Linked DNA regions of Mus musculus: region 1 is linked to region 2. The links are chromatin contacts, found by Hi-C in ENCODE. All regions are on one chromosome and are shown on one strand. The core of a region is the stretch at or near the end of the contact, and the rest is flanking DNA. Distances in the headings are between cores, read along the strand shown. Region 1 holds the start of Spsb2 (splA/ryanodine receptor domain and SOCS box containing 2). Region 2 overlaps Efcab12 (EF-hand calcium binding domain 12).

What was found. Hi-C counts contacts between places; a loop is a spot of excess contacts on that map.
Region 1: a loop to region 2 is called in a map of T-helper 1 cell, with 16 times the contacts of the local background. The contact joins the promoter of Spsb2 here to the enhancer-like site in region 2. A Hi-C loop is called at or near these places in 3 of 37 maps with a recorded cell type or tissue (T-helper 1 cell, T-helper 17 cell and regulatory T cell).

The regions. Positions count from the first base shown.
Region 1 is chr6:124,807,604-124,812,283 of GRCm38, forward strand. It overlaps Spsb2 (splA/ryanodine receptor domain and SOCS box containing 2), which reads left to right and starts at 1,315. Exons shown (of 3, transcript NM_013539.2): 1 at 1,315-1,427; 2 at 1,624-2,366; 3 at 2,666-3,013. The coding sequence starts at 1,703. The coding sequence ends at 2,796. Tpi1 (triosephosphate isomerase 1) reads right to left here. Exons shown (of 7, transcript NM_009415.3): 5 at 4,279-4,364; 6 at 3,914-4,001; 7 at 2,983-3,784. The coding sequence ends at 3,666.
Region 2 is chr6:115,820,524-115,825,555 of GRCm38, forward strand. Efcab12 (EF-hand calcium binding domain 12) reads right to left here. Exons shown (of 9, transcript NM_001110506.1): 2 at 2,734-3,188; 3 at 1,594-1,779. Among named protein-coding and RNA genes, the nearest start is that of Rpl32, 14 kb to the left of the region's middle. Within about 2 kb of position 3,494, at least 1 of the 3 ENCODE cell types and tissues checked has a DNase peak (open chromatin) inside an H3K27ac peak, as active enhancers do.

The DNA.
Region 1 (4,680 bases), core at 65-2,564, 9.0 Mb after region 2:
TCAGAATTAAGTTAAAATTAGCCGGGTATGAATCATACCCTTAGAATCCTAGCATCTGAAAGCAGAGCTAAGAGAAACAGGGATTCAAGACCAGCTCTTGGCTACAGAGCCCGTCCTGTCCTAGGATGGGCTACAAGAGACTATTTCAAAGCCATCCAAACAACAATAACTACAACAACAACAAGGTTAAAATTAGGCTGGGCACAGGGTACACACCTTTAATGCCAACACTCAGGAGGCAGAGGCAGGCTGATCAGTGTGAGTTTGAGTTCAACGTGGTCTACATAGGGAGTTCTAGGCCAGCAGAGGTTACAGTCTCTCTCTCTCTCTCTCTCTCTCTCTCTCTCTCACACACACACACACACACACACACACACACACACACACACACGGTGGCATTATGGGATTTTTTTGGGATAAGGTTTCTCTGTCTAGCCCTGGCATAGATTCACTCTGTAGACTAGGCTAGCCTTGAACTCAGAGATCCGCCTGCCTCTGCCTCCCAAGTGCTGGGATTATAGGTGTTGCACCACCACTGCCCAGCCACTTTGGGATTTTTGAACTGTTATCAAGAGGCTTTCGAGGAGGTCAAACTTCAACAGCAACCTCTCCATGATAATGTAGCTAATGATCAAACGACACTCAAAACTAACCCTTAAAGCACACATCCACCAGACAGCGTGCCCACTCGTAGTTCCATTACTCAGGAGGCTGAAGCAGGAGGATGAAGGACTAAGGCTTCAGCAACCTAGGGAGCCGCAGGGGACAGTAGTCTCAATCCCTACATTCTCCTGAACACAGGAGCAGGAGTTCAGGAAGGGTGTCAAGGCCGCTTACTGATCTTAGGGCCTCAGGAATGACTAGCTCAGGCAGAGAGAGCAAAGGTCTCCAGTGGAGAAGTCTACACACACACACACACACACACACACACACACACACACACAGAATCCAAGGCGATGACGTCATCAAAGGGTTAATTCTAGTCTGGGATGGGGGGGAGGGTGGGGCACGCAGCTGTCAGGTGGCTTTGGAAAAATAAACTGCTGAAGAGTCTGACGCCAGGGAGTCCTGGGAGGGACAAGAGGTTACCCACTCAAAGAGTGTGCTCCACAAAGCATGCGCGCTTGTCCACGTCTGGAGTCGTCACTTATTTTTTGCCTGGATTCTTTGTAGCCGGTGGGTTCTCAAGGCGGTAAGTGGTGTGGCCGCCGTGGTCTGGGAGGTGACGATAGGGTTAATCGTCCACAGAGCCCAGGGGCGGAGCGCGGGCGGGCGTCCGCAGCCCCGCTGGAGCCGGAAGCAGTGGCTGGTCAGGGGCGCTTCTAGCCTTCCCTATCTGTACTTCCACAGAGGTCTCTGCGAGCTAGGGGGACAGTGAGGTGCGGGGTAGGGGCCCGGCGTTAGAGCCAGCAAGGGGACGGTTCACGGTAAGGTCTGAGGGAGAGAGAGCTCCTGAGAAACTTGGGGGGCGCGACACAGATAGGGTGAAAGCAGAGTGATAGACCTGGGATGGTTAGGGGACCAAGGGAAGACCAGGCTGGTTGGCATACACCGGTGAACGGATGGGAGTCCTAGGGAAAGATGATGCGCCTAACAGTCCTTTCTGTCTCCACACCACTCCAGGGGACGATCCGGAGCTCAACTTTCAAAAGCGAGACGCCCCAGCAAGCCTGTTTTGAGAAGTTCTTCAGCGGCTCTCCTCATGGGCCAGACGGCCCTGGCAAGGGGCAGCAGCAGCACCCCTACCTCGCAGGCTCTGTACTCGGACTTCTCTCCTCCCGAGGGCTTGGAGGAGCTCCTGTCTGCTCCCCCTCCTGACCTGGTTGCCCAACGGCACCACGGCTGGAACCCCAAGGATTGCTCCGAGAACATCGATGTCAAGGAAGGGGGTCTGTGCTTTGAGCGGCGCCCTGTGGCCCAGAGCACTGATGGAGTCCGGGGGAAACGGGGCTATTCGAGAGGTCTGCACGCCTGGGAGATCAGCTGGCCCCTGGAGCAAAGGGGCACACACGCCGTGGTGGGCGTGGCCACCGCCCTCGCCCCGCTGCAGGCTGACCACTATGCGGCGCTTTTGGGCAGCAACAGCGAGTCCTGGGGCTGGGATATTGGGCGGGGAAAATTGTATCATCAGAGTAAGGGCCTCGAGGCCCCCCAGTATCCAGCTGGACCTCAGGGTGAGCAGCTAGTGGTGCCAGAGAGACTGCTGGTGGTTCTGGACATGGAGGAGGGGACTCTTGGCTACTCTATTGGGGGCACGTACCTGGGACCAGCCTTCCGTGGACTGAAGGGGAGGACCCTCTATCCCTCTGTAAGTGCTGTTTGGGGCCAGTGCCAGGTCCGCATCCGCTACATGGGCGAAAGAAGAGGTGAGATACGGACTAGGTGTGGGGAGATCACTACTCTTGGCAATGGTTTGGGCTGGAAACTCATGGTTGGAGCACAGGAAGTAGGCTTCTTGTCACTTTGGCCTGTCACTTAGATGGCCTTGGATCTAGCTTCACTCCCAATCCCTATTGGATGTGATGCACAAATTCAGAGCCTTTGGGTCTCCCTCAGCTGAGGTGGCGGTGGAAATGGAGGAAGAAGGAAGGGTGCCTGAGCAGGATCTCAAGTTCAAGGATGCCTGGAGTTGCTTACTTACCTTGTCTTCCTTCTCTCTCCGCAGTGGAGGAACCACAATCCCTTCTGCACCTGAGCCGCCTGTGTGTGCGCCATGCTCTGGGGGACACCCGGCTGGGTCAAATATCCACTCTGCCTTTGCCCCCTGCCATGAAGCGCTATCTGCTCTACAAATGACCCAGTAGTACAGGGTGTGCTGGCACCCTACCGTGGGGACAGGTGGAGAGGCACCCGCTGGCCTAGACAACTTTAAAAAGCTGGTGAAGCTGGGGGGGGGGGGCTGGACCCCTTCACCTCCCCTTCTCACAGGAGCAAGACATATAGAAATGATATTAAACACCATGGCAGCCTGGGACAAAGAGGTTTTTGAAGTAAAAAATGAGATGTATTGTCACAACCTGTTTCATTATTGTTTTTTGTTTTGTTTTACACTCCCCCACCCCAGGCTAGAGCCCCATCACTGTCTTAAGGAATTATGACAACCCACAAAGCTCAGGCCCAGGTGTTTATTTCCCTTACATGTAGGATGGTTCACAAACACAATACAGGGGCTTTGGCACCGTGGGGGAGGGGACTATCCCAGGCCTCTTAGGGTCTCATGTATACCGAATTCAGACCCGAAAGCTCTGAATTTCTGCATCAGACATCCAGTAGAACTTGGGAGTGAAGCTAGAGCCAAGGCCATCTAAGTGACAGGCCAAAGTGACACGAAGCCCACTTCCTGTGCTCCAACCATGAGTTTCCAGCCCAAACCAATGGAAGGTGATTTCACTTGTCAGGGCCCAAAGGGACAGTCAGTTCTACTCCCTCCCCTCACTAGGAGCCACCTTGGTGACAGTTGATTCTACCCACTGTAAGTGGTAAAGGGATTGGCCTGGTCCCAACCATAATAGGGCGGTGGAAACGGCTCAGGAGGGTACAGCGTGGATTAGGCCACAAGATGGGGCAGATGATGTCATCAGAAGCATGTGACCGGTGGGAGCAGTTACTAAACTTCTGGGCAACCTAGTCCATGCTATGCAGGCAGGTAGAGGGATGGGCAGTGCTCATTGTTTGGCATTGATGATGTCCACAAATTCAGGCTTGAGAGATGCGCCACCCACAAGGAAGCCGTCCACGTCAGGCTGGCTTGCCAGCTCTTTGCAGGTTGCTCCAGTCACAGAACCTGTACCAGGAACAAGAAGACAGTTTGGTCAGGTCTATGATCAGAACACTTAAGCCCCACCTCTCTGTGCAAGGCAGCCTCAGTCTGTCTTAGCCCATTTCCGTCTTAGCTAGAGCCAAAGCCACTCACCTCCATAAATGATCCGGGTGCTCTGAGCCACCCCATCATTGACATTGGATTTCAGCCATCCCCGGAGCTTCTCGTGTACTTCCTGTGCCTAGAAGGAGGAGGCAGAGCTACTAAGTAAGCTCCTTCCTATCTATCATTCAAGGAGTAAAAACCACTGGTTCTCACATAGAGTTGAGTTTCCAGAAAAGCCCCGGGACCAGAGAGTGGCAAGGCTCCAATCCCACCAGGCTTGGAATGAACATTTTTGGCAAAGTCACTCTCCTTGGTGAGTTTGGGGGCCCTCTGTCTCTAAAGGGGCTTGGATGGGCTCCATAGCTGTGTGAGTCTGTTAAAGCCGGACAGGCTGAGGAGCTCTGGGTAGTTACCTGCTGAGGGGTTGCCGTCTTGCCAGTCCCAATGGCCCACACAGGTTCATAGGCCAGGACCACCTTGCTCCAGTCTTTCACATTATCTGTGGGGCAGAGAGGAGAGTGAGTAGGAAGGAGCTGACCCGCCAAGCTCTCCTGTTATAACAGTTATGGCCTACAGCCCCTGGTGGGCTTCTCCTTCCCCCTTTTAGAAACAACTTGTGCGTGCGTGTGTGCGCGTGCGTGTGTACAAGCTATAGCACACATATGAGGGCAGAGGACAACTTGTAGAAGCTGGATCTTTCCTACCACGTGGCTGTCTTTGGAGGACTCAAACTCAGGGCCTCAGGCTTTACCCACAGACCCTGCTAGCTTTTGAAGGTGGGGTTTGAGCCTTCTGTAGGAACAGTGACAAGAACC
Region 2 (5,032 bases), core at 2,244-4,743:
CATACTTTTTTATTTTAAGGATATGTTGGCTATTCTTGGTTGTCAACCTGACTACATCTGGAATTAACTAAACCCCAAGTAGCTGGGTATACTCGCCGGAAATCGACGTGAAGGACTGGATGGCGGAAGCCTTTGCTCTTTCTCTGCCTGCCCTCACTCTCACTGGCAAATCATCCCTTCACTGGCATTAAAGGCTACTTCTCCTTTGGGATTTCAACATATACTGAAGACCAGCTGAGACATCTAGACCGAACAACTACTGGATTGTTGGACCTTCCATCTGGATACAACCACTGTTGGACTAGTTGGACCATAACCTGTAAGCTGCCCTAATAAATACTGAACATACATACATACATACATACATACACACACACACACACACACACACATACATACATACATACAATACATACATACTTTTTAAATCAGTTCTGTTTCTCTAGAGAACGCTGACTAATACAAAGGACAATAGACATCTTTGGAGGTATGCTGTACTTACCCAGAAACAGTGAATGTTCATAAAGAAAAGTGTGAAAGGAAACAAACATTGAATGTTCATAAAGACAAGTTTGAAAGGAAACGTGATTATGAATATAGTCGTCTCTCCATTCTCTTTAGACAACAGTCACTGCTTACTTAGCTGTCCTTGGATCAGCTCGGAACTGCCCTGGTGCGAAAGAACTTCATAGTTAAGCATTTTAAAAAAGATTTATTTTTATTTTATGTGTATGAGTGTCTTGACTGTATGTCTGTAAGTGAACCACAAACATGCCTAGTATCCACAGAGTTTCAAAGAAGGTGACAGCTACCATGGAACTGGCGTACAGGGGATTGTGCGCTGTCATTGGGTGCTGTGAACTTCGGTCCTTTGCAAGAACAGTAAGTGCTCTTAACTGCTAAGCCACCTCTCCTGGCCCAGGATTTAATATTTAAACTTTTGTTTTGTTTGTTTTATTAGTTGAAGACATTAACTTTTAAAAAAGGTTTTGAGGGTTGGGGACTTAGCTCAGTGGTAGAGCAGTTGCCTAGCAAGCACAAGGCCCTGGGTTCAGTCCTCAGCTCTGAAAAAAAAATGTTTTGGATGTTCACATAATTGTATTTCATAAAAATGTTTGGAAATTGATTAGTTGAAAGTATAAGTCTGGATATATATAGTTCAGTAGTAAAGAGCTTGCTGGTGTATGAAGCCCCTGCTGGAGAGACAGCTATGGGCGAGAGGGCTGGGACAGCAGTTAAGAATGTATGCAGCTTATCTTGGGTGTGTATATGAATGTTCTGCCCTCATGTGTATCTATGCAGCATGTGCGTGCAGGGCACTTGGAAGCCAGAATAGGACGTTAGATCCTTTGCGGATGGAGTTAGAGGTGATTGGTAGTGGCCGTGTGGGTCCTCTGTGAGAGCAGCCAGGCTCATAACCCCTGAGCCATCTCTCCAGGTCAGCCTGGTTGTTTTAAGGCTGTGAACTGACAGTGGGTTGTGCCATGTTTCCTAGTGTGGTTCTGCAAATAGGAGGCTGCCCCTCAGGAGTGCAGAGCCTGGGGAAGGGAGGGAGGACCATACACCAAGCCCCGTTGGGAAGCTCATACTTACCGCCTTCAGAGCCATGAGAAATTCCTCCCTGGAGATGCGCTGGTTCTCGCCCCGCTCCCCCTTGCTAAATATCTCTAGGATCTTGATCTTTCGACTACGAAGGTAGGCGTACATGTCAGACAGGACAGGGGGCTTAGGCAGCCGCAGCTGTGGTGCAATTAGGCGGACATGTCTGAGAGCTCTGTCCTAGAAGAGGCAAGAGTGGGGCAGATGAGGAGGACTGCTTAGATGTGCATATCCCTACCCCTCTTGTTAAAGTTCAATCTCACTTTGAAGCCCAAAGATGGTCTGGAGGTCAGGATCCACTGCATATATTTGCCCTGTTCTCAATGTGGCCATACTGAATAAATCTCATTTTTACCCCCTGTTCTTACTAGGGTACTTTCATTGGCTTATTGAGGATGGGGGGCTGACCTTCAATTCTTAGTGTACAAACCATGGTTCCAAGTTAGGCAATGACATCACAGGTGGCCTTCCTCCTCTCCCTAACCCGATAGCCTTGATCTTCAAATCAGCCCACAAGCACTGGTTTATCACCTGCCCACGCCAGCAGACAGGTGTCCATCATCAAGACAGACTGCTAGTGTGCCCCAGCCGGGGTGCTTTGAAATCACATCCACGTGGTCCTTGACTTTCCCCCTGCCAAGATGGACTCTTTCTATTCCCATGGTGCGGCCAGTACTCAGCGGCTCATCCTGTTACGACGCAGTAACAAGACCAGAGCCGAGGGTGTAACCAGCACTGGCTCCCCTCCTCTCCATACTGGAAGGCTTCCTTTGTGGGCAGCAAGCCTTCTTATTGTAGGCACTGAAGCCATTTGAACAAGCTTGGGAGGCAGAGGCTGTCCTCTGTATTGCACTGCAGTCTCTTAATATGGATGGAGACAAAGCCTTTTAGTTAGATTCCAGAATCACAGACACAGCTGTATAGAATGATAGTCATTTGATTCTTTTCTTTTTAAAGTCACTCTGGAGTATTTGTTATGCAGCAATAGATCACTCATACACTTTCCTTTGGGGACTCGGTTTTGCTCCTCTGTAAAATGGGGGTAAACCACTTTGTCATGTCTAATCCAAGGAAACAAAATGACAACAACTACCCTGACGCCTTCAGCACCTTCTGGCCATTAGGACTTCTCACCTTGGCTCTCCTGATTGAAATCAAGGTATGTTTTGGGGTTTTCTGCTCCTGGCGAATCATGGACAGAACCCTGAACTCTGATGATGTGATGTTGGGCTTATTGTCCAGCCATGTCTTGACATCACCGAATGTCTCCAGCTGCCTCCGAAGCTTTGCCCTCTGATTCAGCCAGACCTTCTTGTCCACTGGTAGCTCCTGGGTGTCGCTAGTATCCAGAACTCTGAAGCTAGGCATGAGTGGGAGGGGAGCTTCAGGCGGAACTGTGGGCCGGGCTGGCACTTGGTCCTTTGTGCCAGGCACAATGATGATCCTCCGGCGGCTCTTTGGCAGGCGGAAGTCTTTCTGCTTCAACTGCCTGAAGCAATGGGCAGTGACTAGCTCAGGTTTGAAGACAGGAACCTTGCTGGTGGTTTCATCGAGGTCATCTTCTATGGAGGTGAAAGAGTGGTGGGACCCTTGGGAGAAGAAGGTTACAGGGTGACTTCCTTTTTGGAAGAGCACTAAGAAGAAATGAGGGAAGGGGCTGTTGTAGGAACTAGTTGTGTATCAGGGTGCCTGGTCCCTGGCCTGGCTGCATCACTGCATCACAATGGTAAGGAAAACGGTGTTAGCTAACATCACCTGCACACACCAACAGAAGACATGAAGCCAAGGGCTTTTCTACAGTCTGATTCCTATTACACTCTGCATGTGCTCCAAAGAATCTACCTCATTCTGTCTGACCATCCTAGGTATCACAGCACCCTCTGGTGGGGGCAAAGGCTCTGAGCCAGAGAGCTTGGGTCTAAGTGCTGGTCTGCTGTTGTAGGAAGTATTCAATCTCCAGCAGGGGCTTCTACCCTGTCTTTGATTATCCTGTTCCCAGATAAAAGAAACACAAGCTTTATATTTATAATGCCTCAATCATCACTAGAACCGGGTAGATATCCCCTCAATGCTATTAGAATCTATGTTCCCTTCAGTAAACCAAGTCATAATTTGCCATGTTCCATCTGGGTAGCTCTTAACTCCAATTGGCTAGCCCTCATGTGTAGTCTCCCCTCCCCCAGCCTGAAACCTGCTTGCTCGGGGTGGAGCTTCCTGCTCATTCGTTCTGCCACGCCCACTGCTGGAACCTGAGGAGCCACACACGTGCACCTTTCTACTGGACCCGAGATTATTCGGCGGGAATCGGGTCCCCTCCCCCTTCCTTCATAACTAGTGTCGCAACAATAAAATTTGAGCCTTGATCAGAGTAACTGTCTTGGCTACATTCTTTTCTCTCGCCACCTAGCCCCTCTTCTCTTCCAGGTTTCCAAAATGCCTTTCCAGGCTAGAACCCAGGTTGTGGTCTGCTGGCCGGACACAACAATTGGCGAACCAACGCGGGACTGAGAAACGGCAAAGGATTTTTGGAAGAGACGCTGCTGGTTCGGAGCTCCATAAAATAAAGGATAAGGGAAATTCATACCGGAGAAGGTATGGGCTAAGCTGAGACAGCGTTAAACCCGAGCGCTGGTTCACTTAGGTTCAGCAGTGAGGAGCTGGGTAATAGGCGGTAGGCCGTAGCTCTCCGAAGCTACATGAGGTGTGAGAAAAGAAAGGGTTTATTAAAAGGAATAGGCGGATTGCCCCAGTTAATAAAAAATGCATCATAAGGGAGGAAAGTGTCCCCAAAAGCAGAGAGAAATTTCTCTCTGGGCCTTATAGCAAGAGTACTCTGTTCCCTTTTGTGTCTTGTCTAATGTCCGGTGCACCAATCTGTTCTCGTGTTCAATTCATGTATGTTCGTGTCCAGTCTGTATGAATGAATGTTCTATGTTTTGTGTTGGATAATAAAGATGGTATAAAAAACTTTATCTGCAAAGCCGAGAGCCACGTGTTTCAGCCAGGAATCAGACACGTGGCGAGAGGGCCCCTGCTGGAAAAACTGTTCGTTTTAGGAAATAAGGGCGAGTGCACAGCCTCTAAGTTTCAGAGTAAAAAAGCTAGTAAATGGTTCATGATTAATGTGTTTGACAATGGTAAAGTGTTTTTTATTTTTATGGTTGTAGCTACAAAAATTATTATTCTCTGATTGGTCTAAATGTAACTGCTTCATTTGGTTCTTTTTTATTGATAATGTGCTCTGAGTGTTTTCACAATCAGCTCATAAGTTGTTGGTTAAGATTAATAATTGTTACATTGCTACAGATGGTTAGTGTTAAATTTAATAACTCAAGTTTAGAGTCCTTCCGACACATGGCATAAGGCAGCCCAAGAGGCTGGGTCTCTAAAGATATTTCTAGTTTAGGTAATAATTAATGTGGTTCGTATCCTA